Linked DNA regions of Mus musculus: all the other regions are linked to region 1. A link is a loop called in an ENCODE intact Hi-C map of the cell type or tissue named here. Cell type or tissue: left cerebral cortex. All regions are shown on one strand. Region 1 overlaps Efr3b (EFR3 homolog B). Region 2 holds the start of Efr3b (EFR3 homolog B). Region 3 has its middle 28 kb from the start of Pomc.

Region 1 (8,000 bases):
AGGGCCCCTTGTGGGTGGTGCCATCCCTGGGCTGGTAGTCTTAGGTTCTATAAGAGAGCAGGCTGAGCAAGCCAGGGGAAGCAAGCCAGTAAGTAACATTCCCACATAGCCTCTGCATCAGCTCCTGCTTCCTGACCTGCTTGAGTTCCAGTCCTGACTTCCTTTAGTCATACTGCTTTAGGAATAGCAGAATGGAAGTGTAAGCTGAATAAACCCTTTCCACCCCAACTTGCTTCTTGGTCATGATGTTTGTGCAGGAATAGAAACCCTGACTAGGACCCACCCATAAATTAGTGCAGCTCTCAGTCCTTGGCAGAGGCTTCTCTGTATAGTTGGTGGTTAAGGTGGAAACTCACAATTGCCAGAGTGGAGAATAGGATGTGCCCAACCACAAACGGAGAGTCGATATCCTCCCCTCTTCTACCAAGGCTCAGGAACCCCCTCAGAAGAGGGAGCAGAAAGATTGTAAGAGACATAGACAGGGAGGACCAGAACAAACAGGACAGAAGGGCTCATCCACTCCCAGCAACTCCAGCTGTCTACCCAAGACCTGCAGGAGAGCAAACCTGTTTCTAGTCCAGCAGGGAGGAGGGGGAGGCTGAAAGAGCCCTAGCCCTCACTAAACAGCTGTTGTTAGTTGGTGGCTTCTAGGAGAGGGAGCGTCAGGTTTGGGGACTTGTTTCTTTCTCTCTTTGTTTTTTAATGGTGTGGGCCCTGGTAAGCTGACCATGCTCCAGTGGATGGCTCTACACCCATGAGTGTATGAGCGGCACAATTCCATCTCAGTGAGGTTTAAAACAAAGAGGACATGTTGGGATGGAGCAGGAGGGATGGAAGGCAGATCTGGGAAGAATCGGAGAAGAAGGTGGGGCTAAATAAAAATACTGTTTGCATGTATGAAATTCTTAAGAATTAGTAAAAAATTTAAAACTATCATAAAGAGATTAAAAGATGCTGTTAATTTGCACTTTGGGTAAAGTTAACTTTTCACACAGATTGGTAATTAATACCAAATATGATGAAAGTATATCAACTAGATGCTTTGAGAAAGATTGTGGAGTTTTTTTTTTTGTTGTTTTGTTTTGATTGTTTTTTGTTTGTTTGTTTTTTGAGGAGGGGCAGGGTTTTTCTATTTGTAGTCCTGTGTAGACCAGACTGGCCTTGAACTCAGAGATCCACCTGCCTCTGTCTCCTGAGCACTGGGATTAAAGGTGTGCGCCACCATTGCCTGACTTGAATGTGTATATTTTTTTAAACCAACCAATATTTAGGAAATATAAAATGTATTGTAAATCTAAGCCCTCATTTTGAGGTGGGGTCTTATGTAGTCTCAAACTTACTCTACAGACTTCTGATCCTCCTGCCTCCACCTCCTAAGTGCTGGGATTACAGCCCTGGGCTGCCACACTCGGTTTATCCAGCTCTGGAGGTGGAGCCCAGGGCTTATGCATGCTAAGTAAGCACTCTCGCCTCTGAGCTATATCTCCAGTTTATCAGTTTAATCTCCTTGTAGAATTGTTTGGGGATGCTAGCATTTATATCATCAGACGAAATAAATTGTGTTAGTTTTTAGCAGTCCATTTTGTAGGTGATGCTTGCTTGTCTGGGAGACTTGATTGAAATCAATTCCCTCTTTAAAGCTGAAAACGCACAGCTCAGTACAGTCTGCAGCTGAGAATGCTGCTAAAGATGAGGCCTAAAACCAGGCATGGAGACAAACACCTGTAATCCTAGCAACTGGGAGGTAAGGGGAGGAGGACCAAGTTCATTGTCAACATCTGCCCCATGAAACCCTGTCTCGAAGAGAAAGAGATGGACAGGGAGGGAGACTACCAAAATGCCGAACTTTAAACACTCAAAACTCCAACTGTAAGGTGTGATTCCAGTTTTGAAGCCAAATGTTCAGATTTGCTTTCCTGTTTCACAGCTCAGTCAAGGGGGTACTCTGTGCTTTGACCCAGGTCCCCTTCAAGTCCCAGCAAGTTCCGGCTGCTCCCTAGAGACATGGACCTGTGGCTTTTTTGAATCAAGTGCTTGGGACACTCAGAACCAAGGGGCAGCACGACGGCCTCTCACGCACATTCTCTCCCTCTGCCCGACAGTTTGTGAAGTTCGCCAACATTGAAGAGGACACCCCCTCCTATCATCGAAGCTATGACTTCTTTGTGTCCCGATTCAGTGAAATGTGCCACTCAAGCCACGATGACCTGGAAATCAAGACTAAGTGAGTACCAGGAGTCCAGGGGCCTGTGGCGCTCCCAGGAGACTCACCAAGGGGCGCTGAAGGGCTTCAGCACTGGATGGTCAATCTGTAGACTCTTCTTCCGGTCTGCTGCTGCCAGAGTGGGTGGCTGTCAATCAGAAGGGGCTCCCAGCAGATGATTCTGAAAGAAAAACTGGGGTGGGGTGGGGCAGAAAACAGGGCAAAGAATAATATACTCCTGATTGAACTTGAAGCCAGAAACAAAACCCGCAAGTGTGCGTGAACACGCAAACCCGCCACACACTCCTTGGTTTAAAACGTGCATTTGGACACCTCAGAACCTGCTCCCAATATCTACACCCATCAACACAGCCCATGTCCTCACAGTGGCTCTCCCTCACTCCATTCTCTGGGTCCTCCTACTCACTCTGCCTCCAAGGACACAGAGGACAGTCCTGCCCCCAGAACTTTCATGCAGTCCATGGATCTCATAGCTCGCCTCTGCCGTGGCTTTGCTCTCTGCTCCCGTCCATGATGCCTGCCTGGCTGTCCTCTCTTATGTCTCTGGTCCCCGTCTGTCTCCGCCCACTAGGTACACAAGGGCAAGAATCTTGTTTATTAATGTATCCCAACCAACTGGGAACCCACAAGGAGGAGCAGGCGCCGAGCCTCTGAGAGCACTCAAGCCTCTAGACCTTGACCTGGGCTCCTCTCCTGGCTGTAGAGATGCTCAGGGTGCAGGCATGCCTCCGCCTTTTTCCTTACAGGATCCGCATGTCAGGCATCAAAGGCCTGCAAGGGGTAGTGAGGAAGACAGTGAATGACGAGCTGCAGGCCAACATCTGGGACCCACAGCACATGGACAAGATCGTCCCGTCGCTGCTTTTCAATCTGCAGCACGTGGAAGAGGCAGAGAGGTGAGTGGGAGTGGGGTTCAGCTGTCAGAGCATTGCCTCACACCCAGGCTCCTGGAACACACCTAGCTTGGACAGGAAGGTAAAGGCAGCTACAAGGCCAGGAATCTTGGCTTTGTGGCTTGTTTCCCGATGAGTGGATCCTTTGGTCTGTCTTCTGCCAGCCTCTGAGCCCCTTCAGATGAGACAGCAAGAGTGGTATGGCTCAGGGCTGCCTGAGTATACAGGTAAGCTGGTCAGGACACAAGGGGACGAGAGACAGATTGTGCCAGCTAAGGAGGCTTGAAATGCCTGTTGTGGTTCTAAATGCTAAAGACTTTCCCTTGGGACTTCCCCAGCTCACTTCATGATGCCAGTTCAGACCTTAAAACATGACTGACCAGCCACAGCTACTCAAGAATTGCAGACACTGGATTTTAATCTTAGATCCTCAAAAAGATCAGACTCATCCAGTCCCCTGACCCTTACTTTCCCAGGTAGAATGGGATAGGGAGAAAGGTTCCTGTTGCTGTCCTACCTTGCTTTTGGACTTAGATGCTCAGTAAAATTGCACTTAGTTGGGTCTGGGCAGTTAAACTAGCAGAGGAAAGTAAGTGTGCCCCCTGGTGGCTATTTCTGATATAACAGCTCACCGATCTGCTTTGCTCTTAGAAGAGTTCTGTTTAGAGGTTCACTCAGATTTGCATACCATTAAGTCACCCCCTAGCCAATCACCATATGCCTCTTTCCTCTTTTCAGTTCTCACCCACCTCTTCCTGAACCTTTAGATATGTCTAGACCCTCCCAGAGACAATCCAGTCCACCCTGAAGTGTTTCTCCACAAACAACTCTGTTGTCTCCTCCAATCTTCTACTGCCAGATCCCGTACCCTGGTTAATCGCTGGCAGTCAAGACTACTCTATGACCTGCTGCAGCTTATTTCCAATTCCTGCTTGTTCTGAGCAGAAACCTAGGGCTATACAGTCCTAGCTCCCAGCTTTGAACCCCATCCTTTATCCACTTGGCTCTGTATTCACAGCCGGTCTCCCTCGCCCCTCCAAGCACCAGAGAAGGAAAAGGAGAACCCAGCAGAACTGGCTGAGAGGTGCCTGAGGGAGCTCCTGGGCCGGGCGGCCTTCGGCAATATCAAGAACGCCATCAAGCCCGTTCTTATGTGAGTTGAGTGTTGCTCTCCACCCAGGAAATGCTCTACTCCCTGGTGATGGTTTCAAGGCTTTTCTTGCAGGCTGTCCCAGCCGCCCTCCCCCATCTCCCCAGGTGAAAATAGAGGTGATGGCCTTGCAGACTTGCTACGGCCAAGTCAATCCTTTGCTGGTTCATACAGCTAGACTACCACGCAGTGGTCACCTGTGGTTTGTGCTGATTAAGAGGAGGGTAGCAAAAACTGAACAAAGGTGCTTTTTGTGTCAAGCTATAGAGCCTGTACTGTAAGCCCTTCCTTGATAGGAAACTGCCAGGGGATCTCTGGAAGTGTCGCTGTCCCTCCAAGTTCATCTCTACTCCCTCCCTCCCTCCCTCCCTCCCTCCCTCCCTCCCTCCCTCCCTCCCTCCCTCCCTCTGAGTTTCCTAGTCACCCTCCTTCCCCCATGTTTTCTCCTCACAGCCACCTGGATAACCACTCTCTTTGGGAACCCAAAGTGTTTGCCACCCGTTGCTTTAAAATCATCATGTACTCAATTCAGGTATGGTTTGTCCCTGTTCAAGCTTGGGCACAAGGGCACTTCCTGGTGCTGGACAATGCACAAAGCAGAAAGCCAGGTGTCCTCTGACTCCCCCCCCCCCCCCCAGAGACCCCCAGCTGCCACAGATCATGCTGTATCATCCGGCTGGGAAGGAATTGCAAGGAGTTCTCTGTTTAATGTTTCCTATATCCTAGGCCAACATTTATTTTATTTTTATGAAATACAATGGAAAATAATTCCTAGAGAAAATTAAATCTCAAAGAAGACAAGCCACCTGCATTCCCTGAGCGCCCCCGTTACTGCGGGTGTACTTTCCTTCTGGCCCACATCTTAGCAGCAGTGTTATCAGACAGATCTTGAATTGGCACTGGGCTGGCTCCCAGCCACACTTTGAGCTGCACTGAGATGAACCACGTGGCCTCTCATGGGCCTTGCCAGTAAAACCTGGGGACAGGGAGAAATGAAAGACAATATTTTGAAATAGATTGCTGGCCGCCTTTGAAGTAAAGGAATTCAGGGAAAATGTGCAAACACAGATTCCCTGGGATTTGGCTCCGTTTTTGTGGGGGTTGGGGTGGGGTGCTGCAAGAAAGAGAGCGAGGTCTGGGTGCCACCTGCAGTGCCCACTGGCTGTGGGATGTCATTTTGGTTCACCCTGAGCCTCTGGGTTCCAGCAGAGGGCTACCGGGCCGGGGGGCAGGGGGGGGGGTGTTGTTGTTTGGGGACCAGCACGTCTTCCTCCTCCACAGCCGCAGCACTCCCACCTGGTTATCCAGCAGCTCCTGAGCCACCTGGACGCCAACAGCCGCAGCGCGGCGACTGTGCGCGCCGGCATCGTGGAAGTCCTATCGGAAGCTGCAATTATCGCTGCCACGGGCTCTGTCGGTAAGGGGGTCCGGAGCAAAAGGCAAGGGGCGTGGGGTGGGGGGGTGTGTGCAGGCGTTAGATTTAGAGCCGATTGGCTGCGCGGGCCTGGGCTTACGGGAGAGCAGGAGGGATTCCTGTCATGATTTGTGGGTCCCTCCCCCTTGGCGCCCAGGGCCCACGGTACTGGAGATGTTCAACACCCTGCTGCGGCAGCTGCGGCTCAGCATCGACTACGCGCTAACTGGGAGCTACGACGGCGCTGTGAGCCTGGGCTCCAAGATCATCAAGGAGCATGAGGAGTGCATGTTCCAGGAGGCCGTCATCAAAACTATCGGTGGGGAAATGGGTGGGTCTGGGAGGGGCCATTGAGGCTTGAGGGATCGACTCCAGGGGAGGAGTTGTCAACGATCTGGAGGCGGGGCTAAGGAGGCAGAGCCTGTGAAACGGGGCCTAGGACGTGGTAGTGGAGATAGATCTGGGCGAGGCTTGGAAAGGGGCGGAGTCTGGGGAAGGAACTTAGTAAAGGGAAGGACCCAGTGAGGCTTGGAGAAGGGAGGGACCTGATAAGATTTGAAGAGGAATGAGGCTGTGGGGAGAGGTTGCCAGAGACCTAGTTCTCTGGCCTGAGACAGGCAGGGCCTAAGGGTTAAGACTAGGGCTGTACTGAAAGGAGAGACCCTGGCAAAGCTTGGAGAGGGGAAGAGCTCTAGAGGAGGAGTTAGCTGGGGCCTAGGAAAAGGAGTTAGAAGAGCAAGGAATCTTGGGAGGATGAGGTGGAACCAGGACTAGAGAGAGATGATCCTTGTGGGAGAACCAGGCCTCCGCCATAGCATCTGCTGTATGATTACCTAGCACTGTGTTATTTAGGGACACTGGGGGAAATGGCAGCCAGCTAATGACACATAATGATCTGGGCAAAGACACCAGATCAGTCTGGGTTTCTCAGCCTGGCTCTCCTGCAAAGGCAGACTTCCTGTGTCTCCATCCTCATTAGGCATGCCTAGTGCTTCCAGGTGGGCCCGCAGTAGGGGAGGTGGGACTAAGGCATAAAAAAAAAAAAAAAAAAAAAAAGACAGGAAGGAAGCAACGGAGACTGTTTGTGCCCTGGATGTGGAGAAACATGGAACAGGGTCTCCTCCCTCTCAGAGGTCCTTGTGCCTATGCCATGGTCTCATCAGCCGTGAAACCACTGAGCTGCCCTATCCCCCAGGAAGAAGCCCAGATGACAGTAACAAGGGAAGAGCTGGCATCTGGAAGGGCCCTCTGGAGTCCCTCTTGCTCCCTCCTCGGGAGACAGGGTCAAAGCAGCCTGCCTAGGCAGATCTCTCTGGGCTGCCCCAGCCCTGGGCACTAGGGAGCCTCACTCTCTCCATTCAGCTGCTGCTGAGCCCAGGGGACCTCTCACGCTCCCTCCTCTCCTCACAGGCTCCTTTGCCAGCACACTGCCGACCTACCAGCGCTCAGAGGTGATCCTCTTCATCATGAGCAAAGTCCCGCTGCCTTCTGTGCATCACCCCGTAGAGACCGGACGGACGGGGTCAGTCCACTGCTTCTTCCCAGCCCACCCTCTCTGGCTCCTGGTTTTCACCCTGACTTCTGTGGCTCTGCTTTCTTCTCTTGGCTCAAAAACAGAGGGGTCATAGGTCCCGTGGCAATTTTTCAGCCTCCCCCCCCCCCCCCAGTTAGGGAAATCATGGGTCCACCAACAAGCCTCCTGGTGAGAACACTCAGGAGTGGGGGGTGCAGCCGAGCACTCTATTGCCATCCTGCTGAGACCATGTCTCTGGCCTACAGGGAGAATAGGAACCGGCTGACCCAGATCATGTTGCTGAAGTCCCTCCTTCAGGTAAGCCCCCCTATCCTGTCCCTGCTCTGCCTCTGTGGTCACAACTTCTTTCAGGTAACCAAGGTAGTTGTGTTCCATGCTGCACAGATATGTCCAGCTATTAAAGGGGTAAGTGAAAGGCTGAAACCCAACCTGAGCCCCATTCAGTTGTTCAGAGCAAGGTGGGAACGTAATGCTTCCCTTTGTTAATAATGGTGGCTTTGTGTGCCCACTGGTAGCCTTGTCACTAAGACCATGTGGGTCTTGCGGTCATTTGTCCCCGTCTGCCTACCTGGTGCCCTTCCCCAGGCCATTTGCCTCTGTTTCCCCCATTTCTCCCACCTTCCAGCCACCACCACCTCCTTCCCCTATGTTTCCTATATCTCCTAATGCATCTCAGCTTTCATTGCTGGGGTTGAGCTCTGTTGTTCCCACGCCCACCGGGTTAAATATGCAGTTTCCCTAGGGAGCGTGAGTGGTCAGCCACAGCGAGTTCTGAAATCTGTGTT
Region 2 (8,000 bases), 55 kb before region 1:
CCAGGGTTCAAGACATCCAGCCTGGCGTCAGGACTCTTGAATTCTATTTTCAGCCTCACAGATAACAGCTGCACGGCAAACCCTTCCAAGCACATTCTCCCTTCTGTGTCTTTCTGGGCCTTGCTTTAGGTCTCAGGATTTTTTTCTGCCTGAAGCTGCATCCCCTGGGGCTGTCATTTCCTTCTCTCTTCCCTTCACCTGGAAGATAGTTCTTTAAAGCTGGTCACTGTTGGTGCCTGGAGCAAGCGCAGGGCTGAGAACTGCAGCTCATAGAGAGATTAAAAGCTTTGGGTGGACAAAGAGGAGTGATGGGGCCTGGTGAAGCTGTCAGAAGGCTGGAGGACGGTCCTTGGGGACAGTGCATGGATGCTAATGCCCTAGATGTGAGGGGGAGGTTCCTGGGCTATGCACGATGGCTGTAGCTTGCCTTCTATGTCTAAGTCTTCCTTCTGTGCAACACAGAGAAAGCCTGGTTCATACCGAAGTTCTGGCAGAGGGAGCTATTGAAGCAAAGAGCACAGTTACAGAGAAAGCACATGGAGCAAGGTGCAGTGTGCCTAAAGAATAATAATCTTGTCTTTGGCCTGGGCAAACAACTCTTAAGAGGCAACTAGCCTCCAGCCAACACCGCAGGGAGCCAGAACTGGCAGTCCTAGGACAGAGTGCATATGAAAGGGCCCACTTGTGGTGGTATGCTCACTCAAGCAATAAGGCACTGGAGAGTTAATGCAGGTAAAGGAGAGAGGTGAGCAGCCTATTCAACCTGCAAGGAAGAACCGCCCCACTTACAGTGCAGTCATGTATCAGTGTGCACTGCTAAGCTGCATCCTAGTTTGAACCACCTTGCTGCACCTCGATCTTACTATAAGCTAGAAAGAGCACTCCTTGCCAACAATGGTGTTCCTGATAAAATCGTTGTAGGAGCTGCTGGGGATGTGGTTCAGCTGGCCAAGCACTTGCTGCACCGGTGTGGGGACTAGAGTTTGGCTTCATAGCACCCTTGTAAACCCTGGGTGGAAATGGCAGCTCACCTGGAATACCAGCTCCTGAGAAGAGGATCCCAGGGGTCCCTGGAGTAAGCTGGCTGCTTAAATTCTGGGATCGAGTGAGACACCCTGGCTCAATGAATAAAACCAAGAGAAATAGAAAAAGAAACATGACATCAGCCTCTGGTGCTCACACACATATGCACACACACGCATACATACACCCATACATACACACATACAAATGCACATACAAACAAACAAACAAACACACATGCATGTGTACACCGTGAAGAAAATAGTGTGAGTAGAAAGTTTACTTACCTCTGCCAACCTACATCAAAACTTAGAACGCAGTGCAATGTAGCTACTGCTTGCCTCCCCTGGTGAGCCAAGGGCTGACAGAGCAAGTGGCTCATTGATGCTACCCAGTAGCAAGAAAGCATACAGTGCTATATATTTCTAGGCCGAGAAAAGATAAAAATTTCAAGTACAGTTTCTACTGAAAGTATATTACCTTCACACAATGTAAAGACTGGCCATCGTAAGCCACAGGCGACCTATACTGAGATCTGTGAGGGCCTGGCACGGACCCATTGCAATGGAGCCATTCAGTAAATGCCGATTCTTTCTCTTTATCTTCTTCCTTACTTGGGATTTCTGCAAGCAAAGAGGAACCTGTTTAAGGTACTAATCCCAATTCTGACTTTCCACCATCCTAGAGTTCCCCCTAAGGAGCTGATTTTTTTCCTTTCCTCTGTCCTCGCAGTCACCTGCTCTAGAGGATAGGACTCTTGAATCCAGCCCTTTGATTTTACACTGTCTCTGTTGTGTTATTTTTTTCTGAGAGCTTATTTCTATTAAACCCAGATAGAAAAGATATCAACAGACCAAAGAAATAATCCAACCCAAGTCTATCTTGATGGGCCGAGGAGTTTGTTGGGGTCACGTACAGGAGCACAAGGAACTAGGCAGTTTTGCCACTGGAAAGCCCACCCAGCAAGGGGACTAACTAAAAGCTGCACCGCTGGTGCCCTGGTGCAGCACGCAGGCAGCTACATCACTCCAGAAATTGCTTACTGGCCATGTAACTTTAGGGAAGAATCCTGTCTTAGTTCCTTTTTTATTGCTGATCCCAATATCCTGTCTCCATAGCCAAGACAGGTTATACAAGAAACAATTCAGTTCAGGGCGCACATTTCCAGAGGGTAGAGTCCACAGCCATCATGGTGGAGAGCACAGCAGGCAGGCAGGCAGGCAGGCATGGCTGTGGATCAGAGCTTACATCTGGTCAACAAGCATGAGGGAGAGAGAGAGAGAAAGAGAGAGAGAGAGAGAGAGAGAGAAAGAGAGAGAGAGAGAGAGAGAGCGCTGGACTAGTGTGGGCTTTTGAAACTTCGAAGGCCATCTCCATTGACCATTGACACACACACCCCCAACAAGAACACACTTCCTAATCCTCCCCCAAACAGTTCTACCAATGAGGGACCAGCATTCAAATATAAGAGCCTACAGGGACTCTTCATATTCCACTACAATCCGTTCAAACCAGGACAACTTCCCCCAGTGATGGACTGTAAAGTTTAATATGACATAAACCCTTTCTTAACCAAGTGTTTTTTTGGTCATTCTGTTTATCAAGGCAACAGGAAGCATCAGATTAGGAGAGGTGCAGGTGGGTTGGTGGATGTGTCTGGGGAAATGAAGCCAAAGAAAAATAGAAAATGCTGGTTTGGGGTGCAGTGAGCACTGTCTTGAGCACCGTCTCCAAATCCAAGGACTGGATCTCTCTGGTTTGATCTTTGCTTTGGGGGAGAAAAAAAGAAAAAGAAAACAATATGTGGTGCCCACTATGTACTGTAGGTTCATGAAATTTCTCAACACGAAGCAAGGCTCAAAGAGGCGCCGACAGAGAAACCCTGTCTCAAAAAACAAGACGAAACAAAACAAAACAAACAAACAAACAAACAAACAAAACGAAGGTCATTGCATTCAGGCCCTTCTCTAATTTTTACGGTCGGGAAGAAAACAGAAAGCCTCCAGCAAGAGGCAAGAGGAGAAATTAAGAAATAGAAATAGAAAAGCCAGAGAAACAGAAGGCAGAGATATCCAGGGCTGGGGCGTTGGCCTGGGGTTTAAGTCCCTTTGTGGAGGGGATGCTGGCTGCAAAGCTTGCAGATTACACAAATCTGGAGAGGAAAAACCAAGCGGACTTCCTGCAGCCTTGGAGGTTGGGAGTGTGCTGTATTTCCTGAATACCTGACCCAGGTAGCAAACAGAGTTTGGGGCCCGCAGAAAGAATAGGGTTATGCCTCAATTTCTGCTCCTTAGGTTCCCTAAGCCGGTTCGTTTGAGCAGACTGAATAGAGCACACCTGCAGCTTCCAGCGCCCGGCTGACCTGGTGTGGGGTGTGTGTGTGTGTGTGTGTGTGTGTGTGTGTGTGTGTGTGTGTGTGTGTGTGTGTGTGTGTCATCAGTTTGAAGGACACGTCAGCGACCCGCGTAAGAGCTGAGCCAGGAGCTGGAATTCGGATGGATGATCTACTGAGTGAACGAAGAACCTGGGCTTCCTGGGGCGTCAGGTAGGTAAAAAGGCTCGCCCCATACTGAGGAAAGGAGAGGGTCCGGGATGGAGGCGGGGCTCTTGAGGCAGCCCGCCAGTGGCCAAGGGGGCGGGGCGTGGCAGAACACAGCTCCGCCCCCTGCGCGCCGCCTAGCTTGCGGACCAGAGCAGGAGGCGGCAGCCAACCTCGTCGCTGAATGGGCGGGTGGCGTCCCGCTCTGTCCCGCCCGCCGCCGGCCCCCCATCGGCTGCTCCCGCCGCGCCCCGGTCTCCGCCCGCAGCCGCCTGAGCCCGCCGGGCTGTGAATGAAAGGCAGGAGCGGCCAGGACTAGCAGCCAGCGACGCGGCTACGCCGGCCTCCCCAGAGGCGCGCTCCCCGCGGAGATGTACGGTAAGGAGGGCTTGGCGCCCCGGCTCGGGCCCGCAAACTTCCAGACACGGACCTTTGTCCCCCGGAGTGGCCCCCGTCGCAAAAGCGAGAATGCCGACTTGGTGCCAGGCTAGGCTGGTTCAGTCGCCTGTGCGTACGTCTGTGCCGAGAGGACAAAGATGCCTTAGGCCGGGGGACTCTCTGGTCCCCTGAGATCCCTCGGGCAGGCGTGTGCAGGCGCTAGGGGCGGTGGTCCGTCGCCAGGTAGGGACTCTGATGGCTGAGAGGCACCCGGCTTTGGAAAAAGCGAGTATCTTCGGAGCTGAGCCGACAGTGTTGGTGGAGGTGATCGGGTGACAGTATTTGCAGAATTAACAAAGAGGCTTGTGCTTGGGAGTTTGATGCGCGAAAGTGGTCCAGGGTAGGGGAGAGCTGCTCACTGCCAGTCTGCTGCCAGGCTCCTTGGATGTGGGAGGCGGCGCCGGCAGTGCAGGAGCTGGCGAGCGAGCCGGCGCTGGAGGTTCATCTCTCTGAGCTGGGTGGACTTGGCCTCTACCTAACACTGCTGCTAATGGTATTCAGGCTTCCCAACTTCCAGATTGGCCCTATGGAGGGCTGATGGGGAGAGATGCTGCTTCGAGGGTTTCTCCCAATTACGCAGCCACCGCCCCCACGAATGTGTGGCAGCTCCAAGACCCTCACGGTTCAAGGCTCTGCTTGCTCATTTGTCAAGAATTTCTCGGGTTCTACAGGCAGCGTGGATGAGGAAAGCGCTCCTGGGGTCCCACTTTGCAGATCATAAGAGTGGACTAGTCTAGGAATCGGCTCTCTACCAAGGGTACATGTGTGCGTGTATTCCTGTGGACACAGTTTACTAGAGCCCAGGTCTCTGGTAGTTATTCTGAGGCCAGCAGAAGAATTGGAGCCCTGTTCTCCGTCTCCTACTGCAGGGTAGGGGCTCGGGCTGCACCTGAGGAGTGAGTGATCTAGAAGTGCATGTTCCCAATTTAACCCATTTCTAAGGCTGCTGGCTGCCTCTGCGAACAGACCATGAGTCACAAAGTTTGTTAGCACAGAGAGCATGCTGAAAAGAGTCAGCAGTTGGTGAGCCCCCTATTTAGAAGACAAAGACTTAACTTTTTGCCTTGCATCTCCTTCCCAGGTCAGTTGGTTACACAGCCACACTATGATTCTTATAGAGGTGTCAGCAGGTCCTCTCAGCTAGCATTAATTCTCTTGGGTGGAGCAAATGGGGGGAGGGGAGATGTCCTCAGCGGCTGGACCCATAACCAGTGGGGACTCTGAAAGGTGACTGGACTTGGGCTTTGCCTGTTGGGAGGTAGAAAGAGCCATAGACCTCTTTTATTCTGTCTGTGCCCCCCCCCCCACCCCCTTTCTGCAGAGGGAGCAGGCTGAAGCTGCAGATCATTTGACAGAAGCATGTGACTGCAGGGGCACCTGCAGCCGGGAAGGAGTTAGGACAGGCCCATCAGTATGGGCGGGAATTAGCAGCCCCAGGCCACCATATTACATCTAGTAGCTAATGTGGTAACTTACTTAGGGGGTCTGAGAATTAGGGGAGGGGGGTTCTTGGTGTGCTCCTGTTGGAAGAGCTGGCTAAAAGAGAAGGATGTGGAAGTCAGCCTGACTGGGGGCTATTTTCAGATGCACCACAAAATTCCAATTCTCTTTAATAATGTTTTTATTTCCCCAGATGCAAACAGAGCAGGAACTAATCCTAAATGATCCATAGAAAGGCCGTGATGGAGGATCCTCTGGGGAGTTGGCTCCAGCACGGGGGAAAAGCACATTTAGTGCTGGGTGGGAGCTGGCCCCTTGCAGAGACTGGTCTCTGGAGTTGTCTCTGCTCTCCAGGGGGGCCTCGCCTGCCTGCCTGCCTGCCTTTCAGTGTGGTCTTGCCTTAGTGAAGAGTAAGGGGCTACAGAACCGTTAGCATTCTCTTCCCTAGATGATGAAAAGGGATGGGAGAAGAGAATAGCCTGGGCTACATAGTGACTTACAGGTTAGCTACCGCCGCATGGGGAGAGGCTATCTACATAGGGAGGGGATTTCTACAAAAAGAAAAGAGAAAAGGTGGCGTTATGGACTTCCTACAGATTGTTCTTCTTTCACCTAATTTTCTAAGTGACCCGTCCAGGGTGACTGGTAGACTAAGACAAGGTGACACAGTGCCGCCCCCCCCCCCCAATCTCCCTTCCCCAGCTTTCTCAGGAGAATGTGTATCATTAGATGCCAGCAGGCATTTTATGACTGATGCATAGTAAGGACACATAGAGCCAGAAGCCGCCTAAGAGCTGGAGATAAAGGTGACCTTTGATCACCAACCTCCGTGATGCAATCTTATAAACTCAGATCCTTGAACTGTGCCACTGTGCCCTCAACCCTTGCCAGCTCCACATAGGTCTTCATTTTTCTTCTTGTCAGTCTCTACATTACCTTTGTCCTCGATAACTCAGTTATCTGGCTTGGCTCAGTCTATCTGCTGCCTTTGTCTGATAGGAGACCAAAGGCCCTTTGTCTTTCTCGGAGGGCACAGTGGGATCCTAGACCTGGGTGGGGTCCGTGGGTCCCAACTCAAGAGCCCTTCACAGCTTTACGGCCTTAGACAAGTGGGCTCATGTCTCTGAGTTCTATTTCTCTATAAAATGGTGAGACACCCACCCACCTCCCGGGTCTGCTGTTCCCTTCAAAAGCCAAGCAATGGGGTCAGGAGCTTCCTAAGAGGCTCTAGGCTTGTACAGCAGTGCACAGAAGAGCCTGGCCATCTCGGCCCTTGGGGAGCTTCTCCTATCTGCCTGTTTGCATCTCCTCTCACCACAGCCCAAACAGGCATACTACCTTGACCTGGCTATGACCCACTAAACAGATCTCCTCTTCCTCTTCTTCTCTTCTTGAGACAAGGGTCATACTACATCCCAAGTTAGCCTTGAATGCTTCTTCATACTCCCTACTCCCGCCTTTGCCTCTGGAGTGGTGGGCTTCAAGCGTGTGAAAATCCACACCAGCTTGAGCTGTTCTCTGACCCATCCAAGCTGTACTATCATTCACTAAGCTCTAAACCATGATCACGTTCTTAAATGGCTCCCAAAGGGTCACAGATTACTTCCTATACTCTGTTTGTTTCTTTGTTTGTTATTCTAAGACAGGACTTTTGTGTGTAGCCCTGGCTGTCCTGAAACTCTCTGTAGACCAGGCTGGCCTTCAGCTCAGAGATCTGCCTGCCTCTGCCTCCCTCGGGGACCAAAGGTGTGTGCTGCCATTCTCTGCCATATAGTCTTGATTATATCTCTAAACATGGAGTGACAAGAGTCATGATGAAAAGTACTTTGTCCTGGAGAGGGACAGTCACCAGACAAGTTTTCTACAAAGGTTGATCCCACTAGTTTTTGGTCGGGATTATAGAATTAAGATTTAACTTGGGCTGGAGAGAGATGGCTCAGCGGTTAAGAGCACTGACTGCTCTTCCAGAGGTCCTGAGTTCAATTCCTAGCAACCATATGGTGGCTCACAACCATCTGAAATGGGGATCCAATACCCTGTTTTGGTGTGTCTGAAGACAGTGACAGTATACTCACATACATCAAATAGATAGATAGATAGATAGATAGATAGATAGATAGATAGATAGATAGATAGATAGATAGATATTAAAGATTTAACCTATTCCTCTCGCCAAGGTCAGAGGCGTGAGAGTGTCCCACTTCCCCACTGAGGCCAGATCGAATTTCCTGAGAAGGGTGCCTCCAGAGACTGAGGGCAGCTGGCCAGGAAGCATAAAGAGACAGACTAGAGAGGATTTCCCCACCACAGTGTGGTCTGGGCTTGCTGGCCCCACTGAAGCCAAAGCTGCCCTGCCTAATTCCTCTGTGTCCTCAGCTTATGTTCCCTCCCTACTTAGTGATGGAGAATGTTCCCTGTAGAGAGAGCAGTGGTGTCCAGCTTTTGAAATTGGGCTCAGTGCATCCAATATATTCTGCACAACTGTTATAATTGGAGCAGAGGTATTGCAGGGCCAGGATGACTCTCCTTGAGGTACAAAGACTCACCTTTGCAGAAATCT
Region 3 (8,000 bases), 57 kb after region 1:
TTTTTGAGACAGATTCTCATTCAGTTCAGGCTGACCTTGAACTCCTTAAGGAACCAAAGTTAGCCTTGAAGCTGCGACCCTCCTGTCTTCATCTCCCAAATGCTAGGATTGCATGCCTGTCCCACCATGACTGTTTACACTGTACTGGATATGAACCCAGGGTTTGGCGCACGCTCGGCACGCACCCTACCAATGGAGCTACACCCCCACCCACCCCATTCTTTTTTGTATCTGAATAAAACTTCACTGCATGGCCTATCTTATTCATGTATCTGAGCTGTTCCTCACTTAGCTGTCATGAGCAGTACTGCTCTGAGCATTAGTGCTGAGTTTCCTGTGTGAATGTTAATTGCTTCTCTTGGGTTTAAGCCCAGCACTGACGCAGCTCACATGCCAACGCCAGGCCCGGCACTGACGCAGCTCACGTGCCAACGCCAGGTCCCGCACTGACGCAGCTCACGTGCCAACGCCAGGTCCCGCACTGACGCAGCTCACGTGCCAACGCCAGGTCCCGCACTGACGCAGCTCACGTGCCAACGCCAGGTCCCGCACTGACGCAGCTCACGTGCCAACGCCAGGTCCCGCACTGACGCAGCTCACGTGCCAACGCCAGGTCCCGCACTGACGCAGCTCACGTGCCAACGCCAGGTCCCGCACTGACGCAGCTCACGTGCCAACGCCAGGCCGGGCACTGACGCAGCTCACGTGCCAACGCCAGGCCGGGCACTGACGCAGCTCACGTGCCAACGCCGGGCTTTACTTTTCCCTCTGAAGAGTTTTAAACATTTTAAAATTTACTCTTAATTATGTGTGCCAGACAGAATGTGCCTGAGAGTCATTGCCCTCAGAGACCAGAAGTCACATGTCCAGGAGCAGGAATTGTAGGCAGTTGAGAGCCACCTGATCTGGAGCTGAGAACTGAACTCAGGTCCTCTGCACCCACAATGCTCACTCCTAACTGCTGAGCCCTCTCATCAGCTCCCTTATCTCCTTCTCCTCTTTTGTGGAGACACCATCTTACTATGTAGCCCTGGCTAACCTAAAAGTTACTATGTAAACTAGGCTGGCCTCAAAAATCACAGAAATCCATCCCGCCCCTGCCCCTGCCCCTGCCCCTGCCCCTGCCCCTGCCCCTGCCCCTGCCCCTGCCCCTGCCCCTGCCTTCTAAAAGTTAGGGCTAAAGATGTGTGCAGCCATCACCACACTAGATGCTGTTCTTGTTGTCCTTGCTCCTCTTCCTCCTCTTCCTCTTCCTCTTCTTCAAGATTTTTCTATAGGTAGCCAGGCAATGGTGGCTCACACCTTCAATTCCAGCACTCAGGAAGCAAGGGCAAGCACATCTCTGAGTTTGGGGCCAGCCTGGTTTACAGAGCAAGTTCCAGGACAGCCAGGACTACATGGCCAGAGAAACCCTATATAGAAAAATAGATTTCCTTAAAACATATTGCTTAGTGTTAGAGAGATGACTCAGTGGTTAAGGCACAGGACCTGGGTTCAGTTCCCAGCACCCATGTCAGGTGGCTAAAAACCATCTGTAACTCCAGTTCCAGGTCCAACAGCCTCTGGGCCCCTCGGGTGGCCCACGCCTGCCCGTGGTGTATATAAACTCCTTCAGGCACACACATAAATAAGCCTACTGTTCTGCATTGTGATCCCTGCATATGAATCTGCAGGAATCATGCACTGCTGTAGGCTGCATCCTACAACGGGAAGCACTGAGCCACAGGACATGGACACTTAGGATATCAACAGGCACCACATGCAAGCACCAGCACTCAGCCAGCACGGACTTCTGATCTGAGTGGTGAGTGAAAGGACCAAGGCGCCTGCCAAGTACCGAGAAACCAGAGCTGCCTCAGAGGCTCAGGGAAGCAAGGTAGGGTCTGGGGTTGAGTATGTGGCAGAGCTGGACTGCTGACTGGCATAGCACTAGCAGACCTCTGCTGCCACCCAGGGGATGCCACCACTGGCACAATTGAAATAGAGTTGGTGTAAGAGGCTGGAGAAGCACAACAGCCACAGTTGTGTGCATCAGTAGAGCAAGCCTTCATTTTAGAATCCATGGAGTTGCTGCCAAGTGACCTCAGATGAGTGGCATCACTGCTGATCTGGAATTCATCATCCTGTGGGCATTTCTGGCTTTGAACTCCATGGTTCCTGACAAACAACAGAACTCTCTGTGAATTCAGATGGCTTTTCCTGTTCAAGTTTTTGCTTCTAGTGGAGGGTTCTCCCTCATGCCCTAGAAGCGGCTAGGAGGTTCTGATTTCTACTGGTTTGAACCAAACAGCTCAGTCCAATCCAGCAAGCACTTCCTAAGATTCCTGGGTCAAAGCCTTTTTCACGTGAATAGTTACAGCAGCTTCCTGATCAGGCTCCCGACCTTTGTGATCCATACAGTAACTCACGGAGCAAAAGAACCAAGAGGCAAAGAGACTGCTGGAGTCCTGTAGCCCTGCAGGTTCTTTATTGCCAGCCCCACAGATACATAGCTCATGTGTGTGCTCTGCCACCACAGGCCTTCGCAGGCCTAGCTTCCCCCCCAAGCAGTGTCACTGTTGTTTGTTGTAAGGAGCTTTGAATTTCCTTAGGGTTCTGGGAATCTAGCCCAGGCTCTAGGTACATGTTAGCCAAGCACTTTATTGTTGTGGCCAGGACTCCAGCCTTCGCTTTAGTCTTGTCTGGTTAATTTCCTGGAGGTGTCTAGTCAGAGTTAATCTTACCAGATTTCCCTGACTTTTGTATAAAATAGCACTTGCAGGGGCTGGAGACATCTTCAGAGACATGCTTGTAACCATACTTTTTGGCTACTTTATTGGGTTCTTGTTTTGTTTTGTTTTGTTTTGGAGACAGGGTTTCTCTGTGTAGCCCTGGCTGTCCTGGAACTTACTCTGTAGACCAGGCTGGCCTCAAACTCAGAAATCTTCCTGTCTCTGCCTCCCAAGTGCTGGGATTAAAGGCGTGCACCACTTCACCAATCCCTTCTAGCCCACCAACATTAGGTAGGCAAAAAAGGTTAGAAGGGGAAGGAGGCATAGACCTCTTTATACTACTTCCTGCTGGTTAGGGGCATTGAGTTTCTAGAGGCAAATCCAACTGGTGTCATCAGGATAACTCCAACCAGCAATACAGCCGAGAGCTAAAGCAGCAAACACAACAGGAAGAAGCAGCGAAGGGAGGGACAGCTGCCATCACGTCCAGAGCTCTGGCATCTTTATACCTTCTCAAGAGTGCCCAGAATAAGCCAGGCATGGTGTCGCACGCCTTTAATCTCAGCACTCGGGGGGGGTGGGGGTGGGGGTGGGGGGCAGAGGCAGGCAGATTTCTGAGTTCGAGGCCAGCCTGGTCTACAAAGTGAGTTCCAGGACAGCCAGGGCTATACAGAGAAACCCTGTCTCGGAAAAAAAAAAAAAAAAAAAAGAGTGCCCAGAATTTCAAAAGCAAACTATCTTCAGCTGGCAGAATCATGCACCTGCCAGAGCATGAGACAAATCATAGTCAGCTGCTGCGGAGGATCTGAAGCAGCCCCATATCCCACACCTGGGATTAAAACAGAAACATATTCACATAACATAACTTTTTAAAATATTTATTTATTTTATGCATATGAGTATTTATTTTATGCATATGAGTACACCACCGTTGCTTTCTTCAGACACACCAGAAGAGGGCATCAGAACCATTACAGATGGTTGTGAGCCACCATGTGGTTGCTGGGAATTGAACTCAGGACCTCTGGAAGAGCAGCTGGTGCTCTTAACTGCTGAGCCATCTCTCTATCCCCATAACTGGGTTTTTAAGAAAGCCAAATTCTCACTACAAGTGCTTGCAAGTGTGCATTTAGACCCCCAGCACCCATGGAAAAGCTGTATGTGGCAGATAGAAGGTGCCCATATTCCCTCGCTCTGGTGAGACAGAGACAAGCTGATTCCTGGAGATCACTGGTCAGTCTAGCCAAATGGGTAGATTCCAGTTTCAATCAATCCCAGCCCTTCCCTCTCACTCCCCTTGCCTCCTCTATTGTCTTCATAGTATTTATCACAGCTCTCCCGAGATCTGTTTATCCTTCATCCATCCATGGACAACACACACACACAGCACCATGAGCTTCAGGGCAGGAAGGACTGTTGCTCAAGGTTGGTTCAGATTGGGCCTTTGAGGCCTCCTGGGGAGATGATGAACTTGTCTGCAGACAGAGTCTAGAGGCTCTCAAGCCTTGAGTTTGTTAAGAAGAGGCAGGGCAGCCGGGCAGTGGTGGCACATGCCTTTAATCCCAACACTTGGGAGGCAGAGGCAGGTGGATTTTTGAGTTCGAGTCCAGCCTGGTCTACAAAGTGAGTTCCAGGACAGCCAGGGCTACACAGAGAAACCCTGTCCCCCCCCCCCCCCCAAAAAAAAAAAAAAAGAAGAAGAAGAGGCAGGGCTTTCCCACTCAAGGTCTCCTGTAAAGCCTTAAACAGGGCTTTCAGAGATTGGTGAGTTCAGAGAAGGTGTGTGATGGGCTGTGCTCATCACACAAGAAGCAGAAAGACAGCTTGGGACTTGGGACCTCAATCTGGGAGTTGTGATTGAGTGAGGGGAAACAGGCCCACTCCATGAAGATCTCCATGCAGGTGGTTCCTCAGAACTTCAAAGCTCTGTTTGGAACTTGGTCAGGTGGGTTACAATATCCCCACAATAGAACAACTCTGCCCTCTGGTGGCCACCTTAGGGGCCGAGCCACCTCAGGACTATTTAGCCAAAAAGGAGAAAACTCTCTACTTGACCTAGCTTCCATATAGACATTTTAGAAGGTATAACATATGGGACTTTGAAAAAAAAAGTCAACTAGATGTCTGAATGCACAACTTTAATCCCAACACTAGTGAAGCTGGGGCAGGACAACCAGGAGTTCAAGATAGCTTGCCTAGGATACATAGTGAGTTCAAGGACAGCCTGGGCTACATGAGATCCTGTCCCTAAAGAAATAAGGGGAAGGGAATAATAATTACAGAAATCACATTATCTGAGCATGATGTGCACAATCCTCGGAACTCGGGAGGTAGAGGCAGGTCTGCAGCAGGCTAGATGCCAGCCTAATCTATACATGAGCTCCAGGTCATACAAGGCTACATAGCAAGACCCTGTCTCCAAACAAGAGCAGGACATTGTACAGCATGCCTTGAATCCCAGAACCTGGGAGGAAGAAGTAGGTGAATCTCTGTGAGTCTGAGGACAGCCTGGTCTACACAGCGAGTTCCAGAAGCTACATAATAGAGAGACCCTGTCTCAAAAATACCAACATACAAACAAACACCACAGGGCCTGGGGAAGTGGTTCAGTGGTTAGAGTGCTCCGTTCCTAACCTGTGGTTCCGGAACCTGTGTTCCGTTCCAAGCACACATATGGGTGAGTACCTATAACTCCATCTCCTAGGAATTTAACACCCTCTTGTGACCTTCTGAACACACACACACACACAAATTAAAAACAACACAAATCAAATCATCTTTTGAAGGTTTGAGGGCAAGCACTCACAGGCACGAATGTGCCACTGTGCTTGTGTGGTTAGAGAACATGAATTTCCACAGTTTCAAGTCTCTACCTCCCATCTCATTATAAGAGCTGGATGATAGACTCTGTGGGATAACAGCACACGAGGCTCAGGGACAGGGATCAAACTTAGATCATCAGACTCATATGCTGATATGGAGATCCTCTGAGCCATCACACTGGTACTTTGATAGGTGGAAGGCATCTCTCTCTTTTTCTTTCTCCTTCTCCTCCTCCTCCTCCTCCTCCTCCTCCTCCTCCTCCTCCTCCTCCTCCTCCTTCTTCTTCTTCTCTCTCTCTCTCTCTCTCTCTCTCTCTCTCTCTCTCTCTCTCTCTCTCTCTCTCTCTTTCTCTTTCTCTCTTTTTCTTTTTCTGACAGGGTTTCTCCATGTAACAGCCCTGGCTGTCCTGGAACTTACTCTGTAGACCAGGCTGGCCTTGAACACACAAGAGACACACCTGCCCCTGACTCCAGAGTACTGGGATTAAAGGTGTGCACCACCACACATCACAGCCGGCTCTCTTTACATCTGCCCACCACAGCAGGCCCTGTTCAGATCATTTTTATACCCCTGATCCTCCTGGAGTTTTCTCTGTGTTTCATTCCCAGTCAAGTATTTACAGAGCACCCACCGCATTGCCGGTGCTGGCTAGTGATAGAGGAGATAAAACTCCGAATGCAGCTTCTTTCTCTTCTGCGTGTAATCATCTTGTGCTTTTCTGCCCTGAAATCTTCACTCCGTGTCACAACCTCTATTGTCACACACTTGGCAGGAAATCATTGCTAATGGCCACAGGCAGCCTCCGAGCGACTGCCCTCAGCCATTTGTCTAGTAAACAGCCCGGATAAGTGGATGCTGCTTCAGATCAGAAGAAGGCAGAAGGAGGGATGTTTGGTCTCCGCAGGAGAGAGCTCAAGATGGTCATTACTGCCTCCAGGCCCTCTGCCCCATGCTAGAGAGTTCCAGCAACAGAGTCCGTCAAAGCACCCGATACCCAGAATCCTTTCAACCACACCCACCTGCAGCGGCTGTGCTAGAACAGTGATAGACAGGAAGGTACCAGGAGCCTGACTTAACCCAGGGACCACTTCCCTGTTAGAAGCTTGTGGTGAGAATTTCCCAGGCCTGGGATGTGGGGCTGCTTCAGGTCATCCACAGCAGCTGACTATGATTTGCCTTGTGCTCTAGCAAGGGCGTGGATTTGCCAGCTGCAGATAGTTACTATGATTGTGTGGCCTTTGGAATTCTGAGGACTTTTCAGAATAAATAATAAATGCTAGAGCCCCCCGTGGTGGGGGCTATTGGTTGCTGTTAAGAACTCACATGCAAAGAAGAAATAAGAAGAAATTAGATGTCCTGACATCTGAGAGATCAAACTCACAGGAAGTAGTCTAATGATAATGTTTCCTCCTTTCCCCTCAGTTCTGTTGTCTCTTCTATCTAGTGTTCAGAGGTCAAAAGGAAGAAAAGGAGTGAAGGGTGGAAGGAAAAACCCACAAAGAGAGCCAACGTCTAGTTATTCAAGTTGGTAAGGCAATCCTAGAAATTCAGGAGGCAGAAGCAGGAAGATCAAGAGTTCAAGGCTAGCTTCAATATAGCAACCACAGCCAACTTAGGCTACACGATACCCTGCTTAAAGCATTTTTCAGAATGATCCCTTGTAATAAACAGTTAGAAAGCACACTGGATGAGAAGAATGCATTCATACTGCCAACACAAGAAGGGCTGTTTAGAAATGTGTTAATGAGAATCCTATAAGTCCTCTCTAGATGAAAGATGTGAACTTGAAAGATATAAAGGCTTGAATAAATACAAAGATACATGTTGGGGGATGTTTTCTGTGCACCATGTATTCCAGTGCTGATTTCTGTACCTGAGATCTGGTTGCAGTCCAGACTTGGGTGTTGCCATTATTGTGAAGAATTTCCTGACTCCGTTTTTTAAAACACGTTCTCCATCATCTTCTGATTGGTCAATATAGAGCTGGTCAGCCTATATCTAGCTGGGCAGGAGAAGAAAAGGCAGGATTTCTGAGCCCAGAGAGCCAGGGAGAGGGTTTCAGCTGGGCTCTGAGGAGTTCCCACTGGGACCCGGGGTCCACGGTGGCAGGTAATGGCCACGTGACTGGGAAGTAGGCCATTGCTGCATAGTCCGCTTAAAAGAGATCGGTAACCGCCCAGCTATCGTGCAAGGAACTTATTAACAAATATAAAGGTCTCCGTGGCTTTATTAGGGAACAAGGGAGGGCATAGGAAAAAACCCATACTTTTGTAAATACATTTTGTTTTGGCCAAAAGAAGCATTCTGTGACCAGGGCAGTAGGGAAGTGTGTAATCCCAGTATTCTGGAGGTAGGTGAAGAATTGGGAGTTCATGGCCACCCTTGGCTACAGAGAGAATTTGTAAACTACACATGATTCTATCTTAAATAATGGGCACGGTAGCTGGGCAGTGGAGGTGCACAGCT

The links. Hi-C counts contacts between places; a loop is a spot of excess contacts. Peaks named below come from ENCODE experiments on the same cell type or tissue, not always from the same donor. Only the 100,000 strongest peaks of a DNase experiment are listed, where the experiment ranks them.
Region 2: it touches region 1 in a loop (7-fold over the local background); 14 of 42 quality-filtered maps call a loop at or near these places.
Region 3: it touches region 1 in a loop (2.6-fold over the local background); 11 of 42 quality-filtered maps call a loop at or near these places.

The regions. Positions count from the first base shown.
Region 1 is chr12:3,979,654-3,987,653 of GRCm38, reverse strand. Efr3b (EFR3 homolog B) reads left to right here. Exons shown (of 23, transcript NM_001082483.1): 5 at 2,103-2,224; 6 at 2,971-3,120; 7 at 4,136-4,270; 8 at 4,721-4,799; 9 at 5,549-5,684; 10 at 5,839-6,000; 11 at 7,092-7,203; 12 at 7,461-7,512. Among named protein-coding and RNA genes, the nearest start is that of Pomc, 29 kb to the right of the region's middle. In left cerebral cortex, a CTCF peak has its summit at 3,727 (motif pointing left); DNase peaks (open chromatin) are centred at 5,199, 5,876, 6,069, 6,453 and 2 more places; H3K4me3 peaks cover 970 bases; H3K27ac peaks cover 2,648 bases.
Region 2 is chr12:4,034,644-4,042,643 of GRCm38, reverse strand. Efr3b (EFR3 homolog B) reads left to right here and starts at 3,729. Exons shown (of 23, transcript NM_001082483.1): 1 at 3,729-3,940. The coding sequence starts at 3,934. In left cerebral cortex, a CTCF peak has its summit at 3,710; DNase peaks (open chromatin) are centred at 466, 3,739, 4,387 and 4,888; H3K4me3 peaks cover 3,032 bases; H3K27ac peaks cover 3,409 bases.
Region 3 is chr12:3,923,003-3,931,002 of GRCm38, reverse strand. No RefSeq gene overlaps it. Among named protein-coding and RNA genes, the nearest start is that of Pomc, 28 kb to the left of the region's middle. In left cerebral cortex, CTCF peaks have their summits at 1,963 and 4,706 (motif pointing left); DNase peaks (open chromatin) are centred at 355, 716, 1,944 and 4,679; H3K4me3 peaks cover 233 bases; H3K27ac peaks cover 792 bases.